Regions from separate parts of the Homo sapiens genome. Here region 1 is linked to region 2. The links are chromatin contacts, found by Hi-C or POLR2A ChIA-PET in ENCODE. All regions are on one chromosome and are shown on one strand. The core of a region is the stretch at or near the end of the contact, and the rest is flanking DNA. Distances in the headings are between cores, read along the strand shown.

What was found. Hi-C counts contacts between places; a loop is a spot of excess contacts on that map. ChIA-PET counts read pairs that join two places held with the same protein, here RNA polymerase II (POLR2A). Pooled maps may share reads with other maps.
Region 1: a loop to region 2 is called in a pooled map, with 9 times the contacts of the local background. The contact joins two enhancer-like sites. A Hi-C loop is called at or near these places in 1 of 37 single-sample maps with no recorded cell type and 10 of 50 pooled maps. POLR2A ChIA-PET finds 5 or more read pairs at or near these places in 1 of 52 experiments (activated CD4-positive, alpha-beta memory T cell).

What each region holds. Positions count from the first base shown.
Region 1 is chr7:92,795,804-92,800,778 of GRCh38, reverse strand. The region is part of intron 2 of CDK6 (cyclin dependent kinase 6); the gene reads left to right. Among named protein-coding and RNA genes, the nearest start is that of CDK6-AS1, 38 kb to the left of the region's middle. RefSeq lists an enhancer at 2,824-2,893. Within about 2 kb of position 2,963, at least 5 of the 41 ENCODE cell types and tissues checked have a DNase peak (open chromatin) inside an H3K27ac peak, as active enhancers do.
Region 2 is chr7:92,902,028-92,906,509 of GRCh38, reverse strand. The region is part of intron 1 of CDK6-AS1 (CDK6 antisense RNA 1); the gene reads right to left. Among named protein-coding and RNA genes, the nearest start is that of CDK6, 68 kb to the right of the region's middle. Within about 2 kb of position 2,054, at least 4 of the 41 ENCODE cell types and tissues checked have a DNase peak (open chromatin) inside an H3K27ac peak, as active enhancers do.

The sequences.
Region 1 (4,975 bases), core at 1,714-4,213, 110 kb after region 2:
GGATATCCAGCTACATATTAGATCTTATTCCCAGAATTAATGTTGCTACAGGGAATAGCAGTACATGGCATAGAACATGTTCATAAATAGTGCCTTAGATGACTTTTGGTTTAACAGAGGTTAATTGAGCCCCCCCTGAATGCAAGGCACCTACTATAGGGACTACACAGTGGGTCAGATTGTGTATTCCTTAATCTCTGCTTTAAGTGAGTTTATAACCTAGTGGGGAGAGAGAAAGTGTGTGTGTACCTGTGCCAATTACTGTAATACAAAGAATAAAGCTATCGTGACCATTCAGAGATACAGACACAATTCTAGGCCAGTTCAGAAGACAAAATTAAGTTTAATTTGCAGGAGCAAGAAAATGAGGCTCCAAACAAGAGAAGAACGATGTGAAAAGAAACAGACACATCGTATACATGGAGATGAATGACATCACGTATGGCAGACGAACCTGAGGTGCTGAGTTAACCACAGTGTGAGGAGAAGAGGAGGAATGGAGATAATGCCCAATCGATAGGGTCAGAATCATAGCAGAGGGTAAAGCGGCCTGAAATGGAATCTAGAGACAGGTGAACTGGTTAGGAGATTGACCATTCCCTGGAGAGAGAAAAAATAATGGTGGCCTAAATTAGGGTAGTGCCCTTGAAATGAGAGGAAGGTTTGCATATGAGAGATAGTTAAGTCCTAGAATTGGCCAATGTGGGTAGCTAGTTAGATGTGTAGGTGAACAGAGCTGTAGGGTCAACAAGATGAATTATGGTTTTATGCTTGAGTGAGAGGATAGTGATGGTGATGTCACTGTTAGAAATAGCATTCACAGCAGAAGGAGCAGGTTTGGAGGGACAATGATGAACTCAGTTTTGAACATGTTGAGTTACATGTGTTTTCAGGAAATAGCCAAGGCAGAGTTATAGTCAAAGTTCAGGAAATTGAGAGCTCCATCCAGATAGGAATCCGGAAAACCTGTGGCATTCTTAAAGGAGATGTATAGAAATCTTTTTTGAGCCCCACATTTGGAATATCACTTTTGCATATAATTTGTCCCACAATAAGGAGAAAATCACGAATGCCCCAGTGTGGTTACTGAGCACATGACTAGGCTGTCACCAGCTAAGTGACTTGTTCACCCATGCCAACCTTCACAGCACAGGCGGTTCAAAATTGCCTCTGACACAGTTGCTGTCTGTAGTAGATCTTCAGGGTCACTGGCAAATAGGACCCTGTATATTAAATAGATGAATGAGCAAGAAATCCTGTATTTTAAGTGAAAAAAAAAAAGACTATGGAAACTTGAGACTCTGCATTTAGGATTGAAGGAGAAAAAAGGGGGCAGAGAGAAAAGCAGACACAAGAGAAGTAGAGGGAGAAGTAAAAGAAAACTCTCAGGGAAGCCATGGGAGGGGAGAGTTTCGGGGAGGAGTAGGCATCTCATTCTGGTATCTGAGGTGCGTCCAAGAGGTGGAAGAGCCTAAAGACTGCATCCAGTAGTGGGGAATTACTGCTATCCATTTGAGAGACAGATCTCGCTGGAAGAGAAAGAGGGGAAACCTGGTAATAGATAACTAAGGAGTGAGAAAGTGTAGCACAAAGTGTAGAAACTGTAGCACAAAGTGTAGACTGTCATTCAGTAAATTGGGGGACATGGAATGTGGCTGGCAGAATGACAATCTGATAGAGATAGGCACAGTTAAACATTTTTGTTGTTATGAGGAAATAGGGAAGTGTATTAGAAGGAGCCAGGAGGGGAACACTTAAAGGGGAATTGAATGAAAGGGAATAAAAGCTGATGAATTGCAGATTTAGCATATTGTGGAGAGGCACAGTTCAGGAGGAATAGGGTTCGTCTTGAAGAGGAGGACACTTTCCTGTGAATCATGAGGGACAGAAGATCCATATAGAAGAAGACAATAGCTTTGATCTTCTATTACAAGAAAAGGACATTTGTGTGAAGCAGGGAGGAATTGGGAGCCCTAAGTAAAGGCTGAGGAAGTGTCTGGAGTTAGGAAGAGAGGGCAGGAGAAGGAAGAGCTAGATGTTGAAGAGGAGGAAGCAGAGGGATTGGCTGTCCTAAGAGGGACCCAAGCCTGTGGAAGACTTTAAAGTGGTCAGCACACTTGGGTTCCCTTAGCAACAGAGAGACTCTCCCTCATTCATCAATAAGAGTGGATTTATTCACTGATATGTAGACATTAAAAAATTGTTAGGGTGACATTTTATAAAAAGTAAGAACTCTCTTATATAGCAGATCTATAAAAATTAGTGTGCTAACTGGGCTTAGCAAAAGTTGGGCAAATCCTTCCTAAAACACAGTTAATATTTGTTGAATTCCTTTTTCATCAAAATGTTAACTTAGAGTTGAAATGCAAAAGAAGAGATTTGATAAAGCATTTTGACATTTGGCATTTTAAAGTAATTTCATTAGATCATCAAGCTATGAATTATTAAACATTATTCTACTGTAAACAGTTTTTTTCCATTATCTTTCTTTGAATTAGAAACAAGTTGCATGCCATTTGCCTAGAAGAAGATAAATGTATTATGCACTAAAATATACAAAGATTTTGGCACTGTTTTTTTTCTGCTTTTTATTCATTAATGCCTTTGTTTAGTCTTACATCAGATGAATTGGACAAATTTGGGCTTTGTATGGCTAAAGCCAGGAACAAAATTCTCTAACAGTGTTGACAAAATTCACTTGAAAAGTCAAGTCATCATTCAGGACGAGTCATTTTCAATTTAATTTCCACCCTAGCACACTTGAGAAAAGTAGAGTCATCTGTTATAGTGGCTCCCAGGATAGTGATTCCAGTAACTTCCAGAGGGGACAGTTTTGCTCACTGGAGCACCTCCAGTGTTAACACATCGAAGGTGTCCAAGATCCCGTTGTTGTCTGGCTGATTTTCCGTGGAGAGTGAGGAGGTGTTTGACAAGGCCCTGCAGGGGATTTCCCATCCCATGAGGCAATTCATAACCAAAACAATTCAGTATAAACCAAACTAACAATTAGCCTTTTCAAAAGTGCTCATCTGTGCTGCCCAAAGAGTTGATTTCTTTAGAAGTTCTTCTAACAAACCAGGGTAGTCCTGATCTTTATTCTTATAGGTTAAAAGTTGTAGGAGTTAAAGTCAAAATGCAGAAACATTATGCTACAGTGTGAAGAAAAGGTATGTCTGAGGGCCAGGGCCTTTTTAAGAGGCAGTCAGAACAATGGCTGGCTGCCCAAACATAGGGAGCCAATTCTGTGATGTGGTTGCCATGTTCCAGTATCCACCTGGCACTAAATGCCTAGAAGCCCAATTTCATTAGTATATATAGAGGGTTTGGGAGTCCAAGGTTGACAGACTCATCCCGACCTCACAAGAAAACTGAGGTTTGAACAAAAATGTTAATGCATTCTTTTCCAGTAAAAACTGTACATGTCAAGTATGCTTGCATCTGCCAGCCAAATCATTGTCTCCCTTGCATGCTTGTCTGTGGGAAAGCCAGGTTATAGTAGGATACTTGCATTGTGGACATGGAACCTGGAGAGGGGAGTTAGCTGATGAGATTAATGTCTGATAGCCTCAAGCTCTGGTGCCAGTTGCATCCATTTTGGCTGTAGGAGAGGAAGTTTCATTCACAAACTCTCACCTATGACAGGGTTGAGCCATGCTGCCAGTTGTGTCTTTCCAGAGTTTGCTTTTCTATAGATAACATACATACTTTTTGTAAAAGTACCGTTTAGTTGTCATCACAGCCTAGTCTGTTCGATGTGGGGTGGTCATAGTCTCTTGGGCCTTTTCTATTGGTAGATCATCCTCATCCCCACATTTTGGTTTTCCCTATTTCCATCTTAGAGTTTGTCCATCAGTTCAGTTCAGGGGATACCATGTTACCTGTCTCATGTCCTGCTTATGGATACTTTTCTGTCTGTTCATTGATATAACTTCTCTGACTAAAAGCTAACCTCCTGGAGATAAATTTTTGGCACATGACTTGATAGTGGTATTTAAAAAAAAGTTTAACTGGTATAAGTGGAATATTTTAAAGTGCCCTGTTTATTTACCTCTATGATTAAACAGTTACTAAAATATAAATTATAGACTTTGAGGGTTTTTTTTGAATTTTGATACAGAGATCATTTTCTTTTGAATAAAAAATAATGTGTTTACAGTTAAGGGGAAAATATCCTACTCTTACCAACTCAGTTTTCCCTTTCAATTGTAAAAGGGAAATAGACTGTATATCTTTACAATGTAGAAAAGAGATGTGGAATATCCAAGACTGAAGAAACAATGTTTAGGATAAATAAACAATATTTATGCACGTAGCAACTTATAAAATATTATTTTCTCTCAAATTATTCTATGAGAATGATTTAAAAGACTAAGAGTCTGTCTAAACTATCTGGTTTGTTATCATTTTTGTATCTTGAAACAAGTCAGTAAAAACTATGATCTCATAGAGCTACTTGTTATCTGCTAATTTGTCAATTTTGCTTTTTCTTTTACTTGAAACAAAGAAATGCAAACCAAGAAGGTAGTGATTAAATATCCATATGTCTATAACTTTTAAAAAATTGTATAAATATATATTTATTCCTAGGGTTATATTTTTCAAAAAATCTGTTGCTCATTACAGAAAAAAAAACTGATACATGCATGCTAAGTGAAATTTTTTTTTTGGATGAGTTTTTTTTTTTTTTTCTCCAAGTTAATTTCAGCTGCTGGTGGTGTTACCTTTGTCCTCCATTTAGGTAGCATTGCTCTGTGTTTACAACTTTCCATCTTAGTTTCAGTGGATATTCTTCAGAGAGTGACCTTATGCTCAAATAACACTTAAATGTAGGACAAGAAGGTGGCTTTAGTAGAATGACCTCCTAGTAACAGCTAAGAAACACTAGTAAATGACATTAACAGAGATGTACTTAATAGGCTAATGCTTAGATCAAACCTTTGTATAAACTAATTCAAAATGCATAATGTAAAAATCT
Region 2 (4,482 bases), core at 805-3,304:
ATACATATGTGCACAAAATGATAGTTATGAGAATGAGAATATTCCTAGCACATTATTCTCCATAGCACCAAACTAGAAGCAACCCAAATGCCCATTGTATTAGTCCATTCTCACACTGCTACAAAGACATACCTGGGACTGGGTAATTTATAAAGAAAACAGATTTAATTAGCTTGCAGTTCTGCAGGATGTATAGGCTTCTGCTCCTGGGGAGACCTCAGGAAACTTACAATCATGGTGGAAGACAAAGAGGAAGCAGGCACAGTCTTCACATGGCCAGGAGGAGAGAGAGGGAGTGAAGTGGCAGGTGCTACACACTTTCAAACAACCAGATCTTGTGAGAAATCCATCACAAGAGCAGCAACAGGAAAGTCCGTCCCCGTGATTCAATCACCTTCCACAAGGCCCCTCCTCCAACACTGGGGATACAATTTGACATGAGATTTTGGTAGGGACACAGAGCCAAACTATATTACCCATTAACAATAGAATAGATAAATTGTAGTATATATGTATAATGGAATACAATTTAGCAATGAAGAAAACTATATCTATCTATAAAAACATTAATGAACCTCAAAGGTATAACATTTAGCAACAAAAGAGTATATACTATGTAATCTCATTCAAATAAAATTCAAAAACAGGCAACATTAATTTATAGTAATAGGAATCTGTGCCGTGGTTACCTTTGGAGGAAGTAACAACAGGGACAGGAGCACATAGTAGGCCTCTGTGGTGGTGTTAATGTTCAGTATCTTGCTTTGTGTCAAAATCAAGCTGTAAAATTAAATTTATGCCCTTACAAGTCCATAAATTAAATTTAAATTTAATAAGTGAAACAAAAGCTATATCGTTGCCTAAATCAACCAACCATAAAGTCATGAGTCATAAAAATTCCCAAATTACTTTTAATCCTATCATTCCTAACCCTAAAACAGTGAGGCCCTCCTGATAAAAAGACGCACTCTCATTACAGACAGTCCAATGCTCTTCCTGTGCCCAGCACATTATTAATAATTAATAACTAATATTTTAGTGCCAGACACCACACTGACTAAATAGTTATTGTGGATGAATATAGTTAGGGTGGATAATAGTGTGGACTAAATAGTTAGTGTGGATTAATGCAAATCATGCATTAATATATTGAAATCTCCCAATAACCCTTAGAGATGGCTATTATTAAGCTACTCTATAGATGAGAAAGTAAATTTTCACAAGGTCACTATATCAGTCAATATCTTTCATTACAATTAAAAGAGACCAACTTTCGTTTAAGCAAAAGGGAATGTGCTTAAAAGGGCATTGCAGAACTCCCAGAGTTGCCAGGACTGCCAATGTGAGGACTCTGTAGCCATGAACAATACCCCAGATCAAGTAATGGAGCTGGTCCAATGTGAAAACACTGTCTTATTGCCCAGCACTGGTGAGTGTGGCCCACTCTGCCACACTGCCAGACCTGGAGCCCAGACACGGGCACTGGCAAGTCTGCCACTGCTCTGTGGGAGCTTGCCATAACTTCTGCCACCAGCACGACCAGCAAGAATGACTCTCAGTTCCCACTGCAGCAACCAAGTGCTGAGCACATGTTTCATGCCCTAAGGCAAAAAGGAATATATGCACTTAAAAAATCCCAGGTTTGGAAGGTGGCAAGTGGGAATTTGAACCCAGCTGACTTGGTTCCAAAACCAAAGGCTCAAATTTTTGCGAGGCTGTCTACAAACGGGTGATGTTACTTTACCATTTAAAGGACCAAATGAGGCAAGCAAATCCAACAACAAGCAAACCCAACAACACTTCATGTCACTGTGTCACTATCAGAAAGATTCAAAAATGAATTGCTTGACTAATTTATAGACAGAACAAAACTATTTATATGACAAATAGGGCTGCTGGAAATCACCAAGTGCTTTAATAAAGGCAGACAGGGAGGACCCCATATGACAGCTCATCCGAGAACCAGAACTGCACCATGTGGGGCCATGTGGCTGCATGCTGACTCAGAAGAGGGGTGGGGAAGGAGGGCCGCTTCTGATTCACCAAGACCACATCCTGCCCCTCCTTCATTCTTTCCCCTGGAAGCTGCATATCAATCTTCTTAGTGAAATCTCCCCAAAGCATGGGGCTCAGGTATTTTCAGCAAACGTCTGTGAACCTAAGAGTCCCATTTTCCAGGAACATTTGGCCCTGCTTCTTTTCAATGGCATTTAGGTGTGAAGTTGACTATGACTAAGTGTGAAGCTGATAGTCTGCACATGAATACTCAGGGCTTGATTTGGGTTATTTAGTTTTCCCTGTGTTTTCTTGGGCACAAACCAATATCTAACATCATATATATATATATATATATATATATATATATATATATATATATATATATATATATATATATATATGTCCTTTAAAAAACTGGCTTTAGCTGGTTTAAATCAGAAAGAAAATTCTTAAACACACAATACCAGTTAGGTAACAACTTGGGAGAAATGTGTTCTTTCTGACAATCGTGTAAATACATATTCATTATCATCAAAGACTAAACAAGCATGTCATCCTGCTCTGATTCATCTTAGGAAAACATGTGGTAGGCAATTCAAAATCCTTCAAATAAAGAATAAAAAGAGGCAAGGTCAAGTTTTTTGTTAAAGGAAATTTAGTAAAATTAGTGTATTTGTGGACTTTTTAATTTTGTTTGCAGTTTTGAAGGTTGGGGTTTTTTGGGGTTTTTTACTTTTGTTTTGGGCTATCATTATTATTATTGGTTTCTATGAAGGCAGTAGTGGGAGTTAGGATTAGAAAGGTTGTGGTAGTCAATATATGGAGGACTTTGAAAGGTTAGGGATCTGATCTTTATTCTGTAGGGAGGGAGTAATTCATAAAGGTTTTTTATCTACTTTATTTTTACAATTTTTTAGCCAAATAGAACAAAGAGAAAAGTGTGGAAATTTTAAGTAAATTTAATTTTTTAAATCACACGTTATGCAATCACCATTCATGTCAAGAAATAGCTACCAGCACCTCAGGAAGTTCCCTTGTGGTATTTTTAAATTTAAAAAATTATCAACTATAACCAAATAGAGTGAAAACGTAAAACATGTATGTTCTGTTTAACATGTCATTGCCATCAAGGTCAAGAAGTCTAAGATCGAAAGCACCCCAGAAATCTCCTGAGTTTAACTTTGAAATCTCCTGAGTTTAACTTCGAAATCTCCTGAGTTTAACTTCCAAATCACAACTTTCTCCCTCCGCATCCACCATTCCCAAACCATAAGGTAATTGCTACCCAAATATTTGGAATAACCATTTCTTTGTTTTACTTTGTTTTTACCACCTAGGTATGCATTGCTAAATAAGATAGTTTAGTTTTGCCGTTTTTGAACTTTGTTCAGATACAATCATGCTTGATGTTTTCTTTGTTGTTTTGCTTCTTTACCCAACAGTATTTTTGAGGAGTCATCCATGCTGATTCTTGTAGTTCATAGTCAATTTCTTTATTATAAATAATCTGTTGCATGAATATATCACAAGTTATTTATCCATGCTATAGTTGTTAGACAGTTAGTGGTTTCCAGGCTGAGGCTATTACAAATAATGTTAAGGCATTGTCTGTGTGTATGTAAGGGAAAAAGAGAGAGAGGATTAAGATGTATCTAGTAGTACTATGCAAGCTGAACTCAGATAGGGAGGAAAGAATCACGGAATTTAGTTGGGAGACTCAACCATAACAATCAAACATATGAGCTTAGTGATTAAAAAAGAAAGTAAGAAAGGACAGATTCCTAGCAGGAGTTCCCATTAATCTGCATTTTTGCCTGCTTTTGATGCTATCCATAATTTTAAATGTTTGCTAAAATAATAAGGAAAAATTAGCTATTGCTTTACATTTCAGTTCCCTAATTAGTAGTGAATTTGAGCATTCTCTTGTATTTTTTCATCAGACTATGAAAATTTGTGTGTAAATTGCCTATGCATATCCTTTGCCCATTTTTCTATCAACTAATTCTTGTCTTTCTTGCTGATTTGGGGGAACTCAGTAACTTCTGAATATTAATCCTTTGTCTATTACCTATATTGTATAGATATTTTACTTGCATATTGCTTATCTCTGTTCACAGTGTCTTTTGCTGTATGTAAATTTTTAATTTGTATATATGATGACTTTTTTGAGGTGTTACCTTGGCTAGGCTACAATATCTAATTATTCAATTAAACATCTAGTCTTAGTTTTCTTGTGAAGGTAGTTTGCAGATATAATTAAAGCCCTTACTCAAGTGACCTTAAATAAGGGAGATTATCTTAAATAATCTGAGTAAACCCGATTAAATCAGTTGAAAAGCCTTAAAAGTGGGACCGAGGCTTCTCCCAAAGGAATATGAAGTTTCACACTATGATATTCCCTTTCTAAAGACCTTCTCTACTGATTTCAGACTTTCTTAGTAAGCCCCAACAATCACACAAGCCAATCCATATGTGTGTGTGTGT